Linked DNA regions of Homo sapiens: region 1 is linked to region 2. Evidence: read pairs that join two places in POLR2A ChIA-PET (ENCODE). Cell type or tissue: K562. All regions are shown on one strand. Links, peaks and the distances in the headings refer to the core of each region. The heading gives the core; the rest is flanking DNA.

Region 1 (5,365 bases), core at 271-5,270, 130 kb before region 2:
ATTTCAACATGAGATTTGAGCAGAGACACAGATCCAAACCATATCAGTGCCTGTGCAAGGACCTCTCATCATAAAAACAATGTTTCTAGGGAAAGCTTTGCTGGAAGTTCCCAACAACTGATGGTGAATTATCCCCAACTAAACTGGGGGGATTCGATTTTTCCACTCCTTTCTCTCTCTAATCACCCAAAACAGATAAGAAGCAGAAACAGAATGAATTAGAGAGTAATGCTGGATGCCCGGGCCGAGGGAGAAGGGCAGAGCTAGGGACCTGTGGGGTGGGCCAGGGACGGGGCTGCTGATGGCAAGCAAGTTGATTTGCCCTAAGGAACCTCCAAAACTCAGGGAAAGCAGAGGCCCTGGGTACTTTAAAGGCCCAGGGGAGGCCAAGGCACTGGGGGTTCTCATAAGGATTCTGCACCCTGCCAGCCTCATTGCAGCCACGCCGCTCTCCCACCCACTGAGGCGCATTTCCACTAGGACGTGAACCAGAGAGACCTGGGGCTCAGGGATGCCAGGCTCACAGAGCAGGGGACAAGCACAGTACTGAAGGACTATTAAACAGAAGTCTCCGGCCCCTCCACTGCCCACCCCAGAACCCAGGACCCACCCCAGGCAGATCAGAGGATGCACTTCTGGAGAGACTAAAGCTCCCCAGAGAACAGACCTATAAATACACCGACACTTAGGAGTCACAGTAGAAAGGCAGCTGTCCACCCATGGCCCCCGAGGGAAGACTGCCATCGACGTCAGCGCCCACCAGTCCCCGGCATCTCCAAGCGCCCTGCAGGCTCCAGGGTGGCACCAGCATCTCCATGCCTGAAGCTTCTCCTAAAACCTCAGAAGATGGCTCTGCCTCTCGTGGGGGTGACAGGGTCCTGGCCTTTACCCTCGGCCTCTCCAAGAGCCCTGCACCCGGGACTCGCCTGAGGTGGGGCATAAACACCCCAGCTCCGCCAGCGCCATCCAGGCAGGGGATTCCAGGTGTGTGTTCTGCACTGTTCCTCAGAGGTCCCTGCAGGGTTGAGTTCCAAACACACGCACTGCAGGATTGAGTCACCAAGTCGCCGGTTTGGTGATGCACCCCTTCTTGGCGGCCTTCCCTTCCAGGGTCCACGTGCCCACTTCCCCTACCAGGGCTTCCTCCACCTCCCCAGTAAACTGCTTTCCCCCAAGCCTTGGCTCAGGGTTGGCTTCTGGAGGAACCTAGATAGAGAGGGTCTGTGAGCTCCTGGCCATCAGCTCGATGCTGCAGGTCTTAAACATAAGGGGAAAGACAGACAGCGCCAGAGAGTTGAGAAAAGTCTCCAGTGGACAACAGCAACCAAAACAACAGACAGGGGAAGATGCGGATCATGTTCTGTGGTGCCAGACTCCAAAATGGCTGCCTTCTGGTGGTGACACCCCCGGGCCGTCCCCTCCCACTGTTCCAGGTTGGTCTCTGTGACTGATGGAGTGTGGCATGCAATGTGACTGGTGATATGGCACTTCCGAGATTAAGCTACAGAAGATGCTGCAGCTTCCATCTTGGTTTGTCCTCTCCCTTTCTCCTTTTCTCTCTTGCCCCCTTTCCTCTCTCTCTCTCTCTCTCTCTGTCTCTCTCTCTCCTCCCCCGCCTCTCTCCCTCCCTCCTTCCCTCCCCCTCCCCCCTCCCTCCCTGTCTCTCTTTCCCTCCCTCTCTCCTTCTCTCTCTGCCTTTCTCTCTGTCTCCCCCTCCCTCTCCCTGTCCATCCTTCTCCCTCTCCTTCTCTGTCTTTCTCTCTGTCTTCTTCCTCTCTCTCTCTCTTCTCTCTCTTTCCCCCCCTCCACCACCCCCCATCACTGGCTTTGAGGGAAGCCACCTGCCATGTCAAGCAGCCATATGGAGAGGCTCACGTGCCGAGGAACTGCAGCTCCTGCCAGCAACCAAGTGGCTGAGCTTGGGAGCAGATCCTTCATCCCCAGTCATGCCCTAGATGCCCCCAGCCCTGGCAAACATATTGACTGCAAATTCACGACACACCCCAAGCCAGAACCACCCAGCTAAGCCCAACCAGATCCCCCGCCCATGGAAACTGTGAGATAAAAGCCATTTGCTGTTTTAAACCATTGTGTTTGGGGGTAATTTGTGACATAGTAATAGATAACTAGTACAAGTGTATGCTTTACAAAGAGAAGAAAACTTCAAAGAATCCATTAATATTGTCACAGAGATGAGAAAAGATACTACATCCATGAAACAAGAAGAAATAGAGAACAAGAATGTTTGCAAGTTAAATATAATAACATAAGCTGGGGTCAATAGAAGTGTTAGAAAATAAAATTGATGCTTGAGCCCAGGAGGTCAAGGCTGCAGTGAGTTATGATTGTACCAGTGCACTCCAGCTGGGGTGACAAAGCAAGATCCTGTCTGGAAAGAAAGAGAGAGAGAGAGAGAGAAAGAGAGTGTGGGATAGGTGCAGAAGAAAGGAAAGGAAAAGGAAAGGAGAGGGGAGGGGAGGGGGAAAAGAACGAGAGAAAGAGAGGAAGGAAAGGAAAGGAAAGGAGAGGAGAGGAGAGGAGAGGAGAGGAAAGGAAAGGAAAGGAAAGGGAAAAGGGAAAAAGAAAGATTGAGAACATTTCCCAGGAAGCAGGACAAAAAGGCAAAGAAATGTACAGTCGGTTTTTGTTTGTTTTAACTGAAGAGTTAGGTAATGAAGCCAGGAGTTCCAGCATTTGATAAACAGAAGTTCCAGAGAGAACAGAGAAAATTAAGGGAATAAAATTATCAAAGAAATAATACCATAAATGTCCCCAGAACTGAAAGGCATTAAGTCTTCAGGTTTAAGACCATTCCAAGTGTCCAAACAATGAAAACTATAGGCACACCTTTATGACATTTCAGAACACCAAGGATAAAAGCTTCCAGAGAGAAGAAAATGGGGCCATATAATAGGATCAAAAGCTGAATGTCATCACCATTTTCTACAGCAGCATGGAAATCAGAATTTAGTGGGAAAAAAAATGCCTTCGAAATTCTAGGTAAAAATAATTTCAAACCCAGGATTCTGTACTCAACCAGACTCGTTAACTGAACATGAGAACAGAATAAAGAGGCTTAGGATATTATAAGAGAATGTGCTCCACTAAGGCCAAGCAGTAAACAAAAAGATAAAGCTGCTAGATCCAGGAACATGCACGTCGGCACAGGGTTGAGCAAAGAAAAGTCCTGGATGAGAGCCCTGCAGCTGCCTTAACAGTAACCTGTGAGTGCCAGGGCACAGGTCTGAGGGCCCCAGGACAACTTCCCCAGGCAGAAAAGAGGGCTAAGATGTGTTGACTACGTGGAAGGTTGTATGAAAAGGCATGTTGGAAGGTGTACAAAACCCTAAGCCATTATTAACTCCAGGATAAACAGAAAGTTGTACAACAAAAAAGAAAAATGTTACAGTTATCATTGTTATAGTAAGAAAAACCTTAATGTAGATTTAACGAAGATTGAGGTTTCATTGTTTAGGTGTAAGTGAGATAAAAACCCGATCTACCATAAAAGAAAGCTTAAAGATGAAGTGTAAAAATAATGAATCGATAGCTTCGAGTGTATAAGCAATGTTCAGAAATGCAGAGGTTAATTCCGGAAGAAACAGCTAGCAGTAGAAGAATAGGCAGAAGTAGGAAGGGGGAAAGAGAATGCTGGTGTTTATTATAAATTTGGAGCATAATTTCAATTTTAAAACTATTTGCATGTCGTGGTTTTTTTTTTAAAGTTAGCTGGATTTCCAGCACTTTGGGAGGCTGAGGTGGAAGTCTTGCTTGAGACCAGGAGTTTGAGGCCAGCCTAGGCAACATAGCAGGACCCTGTCTCTACCACCAAAAAAAAAAAAAAAAAAAGTTAATTCAGCTTTTTAAAAACTCATAAAAATAAAATGTTAGGGCACCTGTACTGGAAAGTCTCACCAATTCATACAAGTTGTTTGGTTTGTCACCTGAACAGTATGATTTTGAAAGAAATACTGCTCTTTTTTTTTTCATCTCCACAAAGTAGGTTATCTAAAGCAAGCAGTTTTGCTAAAAGGATAAACAAGGGCATGAAAGAAAGAGGGAATTGTGGACGTATACAGCTTGCAAAGGCCTTCCAGTTTTCTGGTCCAAGCCACTCATTCATTGCACAGACTGGTAAATCGAGCACCGGAGAGGCTGTGTTTACCCCAAGATGGGTGGGTAACAACCAGCACAGCCAGTCTCTGACCAGCTTTCGGACTCTCCAGCCCCTGAGCCCCTCTAGACTACCCTCCAAAGAATTTTTTCACAGTGGGAAGACTCTTCTAGGGCAGGTGGCCTGGCACTGAGGTCAGGGAGCAGGGAAAGGGAAGACACTGGAAAATGAGTTCCAGACACACCTAAGCAAATGAAAGAAGCATTAGAAAAGGTTACCTTGGCTGGGGCATGTCTAAAAGACTCAGCCCATGTTCCTGATCCTTTTCTGAAGACATTGAAAACTCTACAGATCAAAAAGTCTACGGCCCAGCTGGAGAATTCAAATAGACATGGGCACCAACCGCCCCCAGGTACAAGCCCCTCGGTGTAAGGGAAGGAGTCCCTATTAAGGAGCTCTAACTTTAACAAAATGACCTGATTTCCAAACAAAAAGAACTGGACTTACCCAGGTAGCAGAATTTTGTCCTTCAGAATCGTTTTAGCACCTTGCAGGGGAGGGCCCCTTTTTTAAAATGCTATCTCATTTGGAACATCTGGGAATTCCACTTTGAGAGGTGGCCTTCAGAGCCAACGTAAAATCCACAAGGAGAAAATGGGTCTCATCGCTTTATGGGCCTCTCCCTCTCTCTGAAGCAACATTATGCAAATGCCTCCTGGCTGCTTCCACAAAGCGAGCCTACCGTCTAAGGACTAAGATCTGACTCCGCGGAAGGACAGGAAAAACAGAATAAACTGTACAGTCTGAATGGGATTCTAGAGGAGAGTTCCAAAGCGACTGGACCATGCCATTAGCACGAGTCTGAGGCTTAGCTTCCCGACGAGGCTGTTGGAAGGGAAAGCACCCAAGTAGATGAACACACCGGGCCGTGAGTTAAATGTCGGGTGGAAGCTCAGGTCAGTCCACTCTGCTGAGTGCTATTCTGTGTCCTGCACTGGTCCCTGGGGCCACAGGAAAAGCCCTGCACCCGGACCAGCACGAAGAGGGCACAGGTCTGACCTAAGTCCGCAGGGGGAAAAAGCGGGAGACAGGGAAGTCACTGACGGTGGCCAGGCCCTAGGTTCATGTCTCAGTTCCTGGACTCCCTGACCAGGTGACCTTGAGGCTGTGTGCCCAGGGAAATAACCACGTTCCCACCCCCCAGAGCCATCTATAGGACTCAATGAAGTAATGCATAAAAATTGCAGTAAC
Region 2 (5,310 bases), core at 311-5,310:
GCACTAGCCACACTGCCAGTGCTCAGCAGTCCCAGGTGCCTAACGGCCACCACACTGGACGCAGTGGAGGGAGGCTCTGTCCATCCACTTCCATCACCCACAGATGGAGCTGCTGCTACGGTCTTATACTACTGGATATCTAGTAGTGCCCACATGATAGTACATACTAACTATCTGTCGAATGAATAATACAATAATTAGTTTTAACTTGTCTTAATAATTCTTAAAATGTGACAGTCAAAACGGAAGACGTCCGCTTGTTTTACACAGTTGGATTAGCTGGGGGTTATTCTTCCCTTCTGCCTATTCCCAGCTTTGTTTTTAGGGAACGTGCCACAGATTTTGGATCACACGTTCACAGAATGTATCTGATTATTTCATTCTGGCCAAATCTGTCATATTTGTTTCTCCAAATGAATTATCTAAATATTATTTTACCCAAACTGTTTGCAGTTGGGTAGATGATGTACATGTTAAACCTTCCTGGACGCTGATTTATTTTTTTCAATGTGTTAGTATCAAATTCTAGCAAATTTATTTCTTAAGCAAAGAAATCATTCCCTTTTCAAAGCCTTCTTTTCTTTAAAAAGAAATCAAGCAAGTATCCCAGCATACCATGAGTCAAAGAGGAAACTGGAAACTTCCAGGGCAAAATCTTAGACCCAAGATGAATTCTGCAAGGAAACGTGATGTGAAACTGATCCAGCTATTTGTAGGATTACAATAAATACACCTTTGCCCTCAACTCCACAATTTACTGCCAAGCTGCACAAGACAGGGATACAAAAGGAGCCGGCGGAGACACTGTTAGCGGATCCCTTCACTCCAGAGGCCAGTTTTATCCCAACACAAGGATTCTTTACTGCCTCTGCCCCTGAGTAAACAAACACCTTCCCCCCAAGGACATTTCCCTTTCTCCTGCCCTCTTTGCAAACAACATCTGAATTTGCACGTACTCTCCAGGAAATCAAATGAATGTAACCTATCTAACCAAAGAAACTGAAGAACACGCCATAAATTGAAAGATCGGTTCCTACAGTTCAGTATTTTCTCCAGTAGGCCTTTCTGTAAAAACAAAAAAACACATTTCTCCTGCAGAACCCTTTATAAATATGGTTTTGATGATCACAATTACATTGAGACAGTCTCCTACAACAAGAAACGACTTTTGGATCTGCTCAACAGAAAGAGAATTTTGCAGCTGTGTTCAAGGAAGCAAGAAAAGCAGAGAGTGAATTTTCATGGAGTTAGACTGCGTTGAGACGAATGAAGCTAAGGCTCAGGTCTCTTTCATTACGTGTTTGACTTGTCCTGATTCAAAATCTAAATAACTTAAAGGGTGATTCTTCATGGAATTCGAATCTTAACACCGGAATAAAAGGGTAGCCTGCTGACGACGATCACAGGGAGGACAAGGGGTCACCCCCACTTTCATAACATGGCCTGACCCTTTTCTGCCGCGGACAATTGATCCGAAGGACGCCGGCTGCCCAGCCCTGGCGGGCCACTACTGACCTAGTCCGAAGTTAGGAACAGCCTTGCAAACCGCCCCCTCCCCCTCCATTTCATCAAAATCGGGGAACAAATTCAGAAAAGGTGCAGCTGGTTTTCTCCCTACACGTGCCCTAAAACTCGGGGGCTGGATCCACTTTTCATAGCTGTTTAATAAGAACTCCGGGCAGTTCGTATTACTTCTTTCTCAGAGTGCTTGGTGGTTTAAGTTAAAGCATTTTCCTCTCTCGCCTTTGGGGGAAAAAGCCTCGGCTGCTGGGGTTTGTGGGCCCCTCCCCCGGACTTCGTCTTCCTTTCCTTCCCCAGCCCCCGACCCGTTTTGCTCTCGTCCAAAACAGAGCGACTCCCCCGCTGCCGAGGAAAAGCCAGTTCAAGAAGCCGGGGGAAGGGTGGGGCCCCGCGTGCCCCGGAGCAGCGCCCCTCGAAGGCGGGGGCAGGAAGCAGCCGCCGCGCCCCGTCCCGCTTCCCTCCCTTCGGGCCAGAACAATGGCTTTTTGCCCGGAAAACGGAGTTGGGAGCAAGGGCGGGCGCGCCCCGGGAATCACGCGGGACTCGGTGGGCGCCCCAGGCCCGAAGTCCCTAGGCACCTCCTCCCCCAGCCAGGGGCCCGCCCGCGCCCCCACCCCCGCCCCCGCCCCCGCCCGGGGCCCCGCGCGGGACCCCCCGCCGGAGCGCGAGGCCCAGCCCGCCGCGGACAATGCGCGCCCCGCCCCGCCCCGCACCCGCCCCCCCTCGCTGATTGGCCCGCACGGGATTTGGGCAGCGCGCGGGGGCGGGCGGCGGGCCGGGGCGCGGGCGCGGAGCGGCGGTGCGCGTGCGCGGGGCGGGCCGGCGCCGGGCGGGGGCGGTGCTTTGTGTGCTGCCGGCGGGGCGCGCGGCGGTCCGGGCGGGTGACTGGCGGCGGGCGCCGCGGTCGGGCTGGCTGCCGGGCAGCATGGAGGAGCTGAGCAGCGTGGGCGAGCAGGTCTTCGCCGCCGAGTGCATCCTGAGCAAGCGGCTCCGCAAGGTGCGTGCGGCCCGCCGGGCCCCCCGCCCGCCGCCCGCTGTCCGTCTGGCTCACGGCCCCTCTTCTCTCCCCGCAGGGCAAGCTGGAGTACCTGGTCAAGTGGCGCGGCTGGTCCTCCAAGTGAGTCCCCCGCGACGCCGCGCCCCCCTCCCGCCCCCTCGCCCGGGGGTGGGGACGTGGAGCCCCTCGGCCGCGCCGTCCGGTGGCCTGGGGGCGCCCGCGGGCAGAGCGGGAAGTTCGCGGGGTCCCCGCGGGCTCCTCCGGCTCTGAGGGGGGCGGGGGCCGCCCGGCCCGAGGTTGCCCTTTGTTTACACGCCCGCGGGTGCAGAGCTGGGCGGCCCCCCGCGCCAGAACCTCCTCGGCTGCCGCGCCGCGCTCCCCCCAACCCCCGTCCCGGCCGGGAGGGAGGCGCGGGATGCAAGCCCCCCTCCTCTTGGCCAGATTCTCCCCGCTGTAACCTGAGCTTGCTATTGATGGATGTAGAGTTTCTTTTTTTTTTTCTTTCTTTTAATGGAAGGGAGGGTGTTTGGCATCCCCGGAAGGGGCTCTCTGCACAGCTGCTCCCGCGGCCCCGTTTCTGCGTCTTCCCGGACCCCGCTCTTTCTTCGCTACCCCTCGAGGTGCCCCGGCCCGCGCGCCACATTGTTCTGGATCTCGGGCTGGGCGCCTGTGCCCCTCCCTGCATGCTGGACCTGCCTTCCCTTCCTCCTCTGGCTCCGGGCCAGGGTTTGGGGGAATCCCTCTCTGCAACTTTGCGTTTTATGGGGGTTTGTTTTTCTCCCAGGCAGAGACTGTGGGAGTCCTCTTGTGGCCTTGTTTTAATTGGGGGGTTGGAGCGGCAGTTTCCCTTTGGGTCTGAGGTTAGAGTGCTGGCTTGGTGGGGGGTGGCCAGCCTCCAAAACCTGGGTTTGGACTTTGAGAAGTGCCATGGTGCTACGGTGCCACTGCCATCGGCCCAAGTCGAGGAGCGGTGAGGGCGAGCCCCCTCGGGCTGCCTTGCAAAGCGGTGATCATCAGCCTGGCGTCTAATGCTGCCCTGTCCTCTGCTTTGCAGACATAACAGCTGGGAGCCGGAGGAGAACATCCTGGACCCGAGGCTGCTCCTGGCCTTCCAGAAGAAGTGAGGACGCTGACAGCACTGGGGAGGGTGTGGGGGAGGGACGGTGGCTGGTTGGAGTCGTGCTGGGCGCTGCTCGCCTGCCGGGAGGCTGGAGCTGGGGCTGTGGTCTGAGGTCCCTTAGCAAGATTGTGTCCAGGGCCATCTCTGTGGCTGGCTGTAAAAGTCCCCAGCCAGCCCCTCTCCCACCTTCTCCTAGCCAGCCTGTATCCATCCCTGAGAAGAACCTAAGTAAGTGCTGCTTTGGTGTTTCCGACAGCCATACTTGCAAAAACCAACTTTTTCAGTTGCTTCAGATAAAGATGTTATAGCTTCTCTTGGCCTTTTCTGCTGAGTAATTTGCACATGGCGCTAACAGAAAACCAGGAGAGCAGGTTTGCCACAGTGACGCAGGTCTGCCCTTCCAGCCCTGCACGCGTGTGCCATCAGGCAAGAAGGCTCAGAGAGGGAGCTGGAACACACAGCACGCAGTTGTGCCTATTGTGATGTCTCTCTCAAGAAAGAAACATTTATTTTGCTCTGGCCTGCAGCATACAGTACCAAGTAGCACCATGAGGCCGGATTGGGCCAGACTTGTTTCTGTAATTCTAGATGTCATTTCTATTTTTAGGTAGGAAGTTTAGGTTAAGAGATAGGCCTCCTTGAGATGTTCAAGGGCAAGGGGTGGTGAGGAGAGGGCAGTGGATGTGCCCACCTGGCATGAAGGGCCAGGGAGTACTGTTCAAGCAATGGCAAGATGGGGGGTGGTTTCACTGACGGCTCCCCCTGGATCCCCTGGCTGGACTTGCCCTGTGGATAGAGGCAGAAGAATTGGTTGCTGGAGTCTTTCCCAGCCAGGGTCAATCTGGACGGTTTGTTCTCTGGTAGCAAAAGGTGCATTCCCTTTTTTCCACTGTAGCGGGACATATTGGGTCTTCCCAGAGGGGTCATGATAATGGGGAAATAGAGTTTTCTGGTGGGGCGAGCAAAAAGAAGAGCCTGTGCTTGCTTAAATCCCTTTGGAAAATCGTAACAGCAACCCATCGTCTTCTGTTAGTTCCTGTCTGGGTGCTGTGAGCCTTGGGGTGGGGGAATGGCTTGGCCCACTTCAGAGGCTGGTGCGCTTCTCTGGATCTAAGACGGTGTCCTAACTGTTGAGAGAGATTGTGGTTTTGGTTAGAGCAGAAACACCTGAGATAAGAAGAGTGTAAAACCCATGGGTGGCTTGGATGACATCGTGGAAGAAAGAAAACAGAGAAGGTGGGACAGCCTTCTCCATCCACCAAAATGTTAGCTCTCTCTGGGCACTAGGAGCTGGCGGTTACCTGCTTGGTATTGGAGGGGGTGGGGGTATGGCCCTTGGCGACGCACAGGATCACAGCAGTCAGTGCACAGGTTAATATTTCAGCGGAGGAGATCCATGCAACACTTCATTGTCCTTTTAGGAGATTTCAGGTTAAGGACCAGCACTTAAGAGTATGAACTTTGCCTGGTACTAATCAGAACTGTGTTGAGGAGGTTGCCTTCCAGGCCCCAATGAGATGATGTTTGCCCAGATAATTACCAGGGCCCCTTTTCTGAAATACAGGCTTTCCCTGGGGGCTGGAGGTTCTGCTAGCACTTCATGACCCTGGAGGTGTGGAGGCTCTTCTGGGGGCGGGGGGGGTACTGCGAGTGGTGCGTGCATTGAGCCTTG

Evidence for each region. ChIA-PET counts read pairs that join two places held together with the same protein. Peaks named below come from ENCODE experiments on the same cell type or tissue, not always from the same donor. Only the 100,000 strongest peaks of a DNase experiment are listed, where the experiment ranks them.
Region 1: POLR2A ChIA-PET joins it to region 2 with 6 read pairs; 2 of 35 experiments call an interaction of 5 or more read pairs at or near these places.

Annotation. Positions count from the first base shown.
Region 1 is chr17:79,650,054-79,655,418 of GRCh38, forward strand. It overlaps a transcript of RBFOX3 not described here. Among named protein-coding and RNA genes, the nearest start is that of RBFOX3, 42 kb to the left of the region's middle. In K562, for the core only: no CTCF peak of the experiment used is centred there; no DNase peak of the experiment used is centred there; H3K27me3 peaks cover 576 bases.
Region 2 is chr17:79,775,790-79,781,099 of GRCh38, forward strand. CBX2 (chromobox 2) reads left to right here and starts at 2,359. Exons shown (of 5, transcript NM_005189.3): 1 at 2,359-2,518; 2 at 2,595-2,638; 3 at 3,573-3,638. The coding sequence starts at 2,447. RefSeq lists silencers at 2,164-2,543, 2,554-2,623 and an enhancer at 3,019-3,612. In K562, for the core only: a CTCF peak has its summit at 1,939; DNase peaks (open chromatin) are centred at 1,942, 2,292, 3,202, 3,682 and 1 weaker place; H3K4me3 peaks cover 2,588 bases.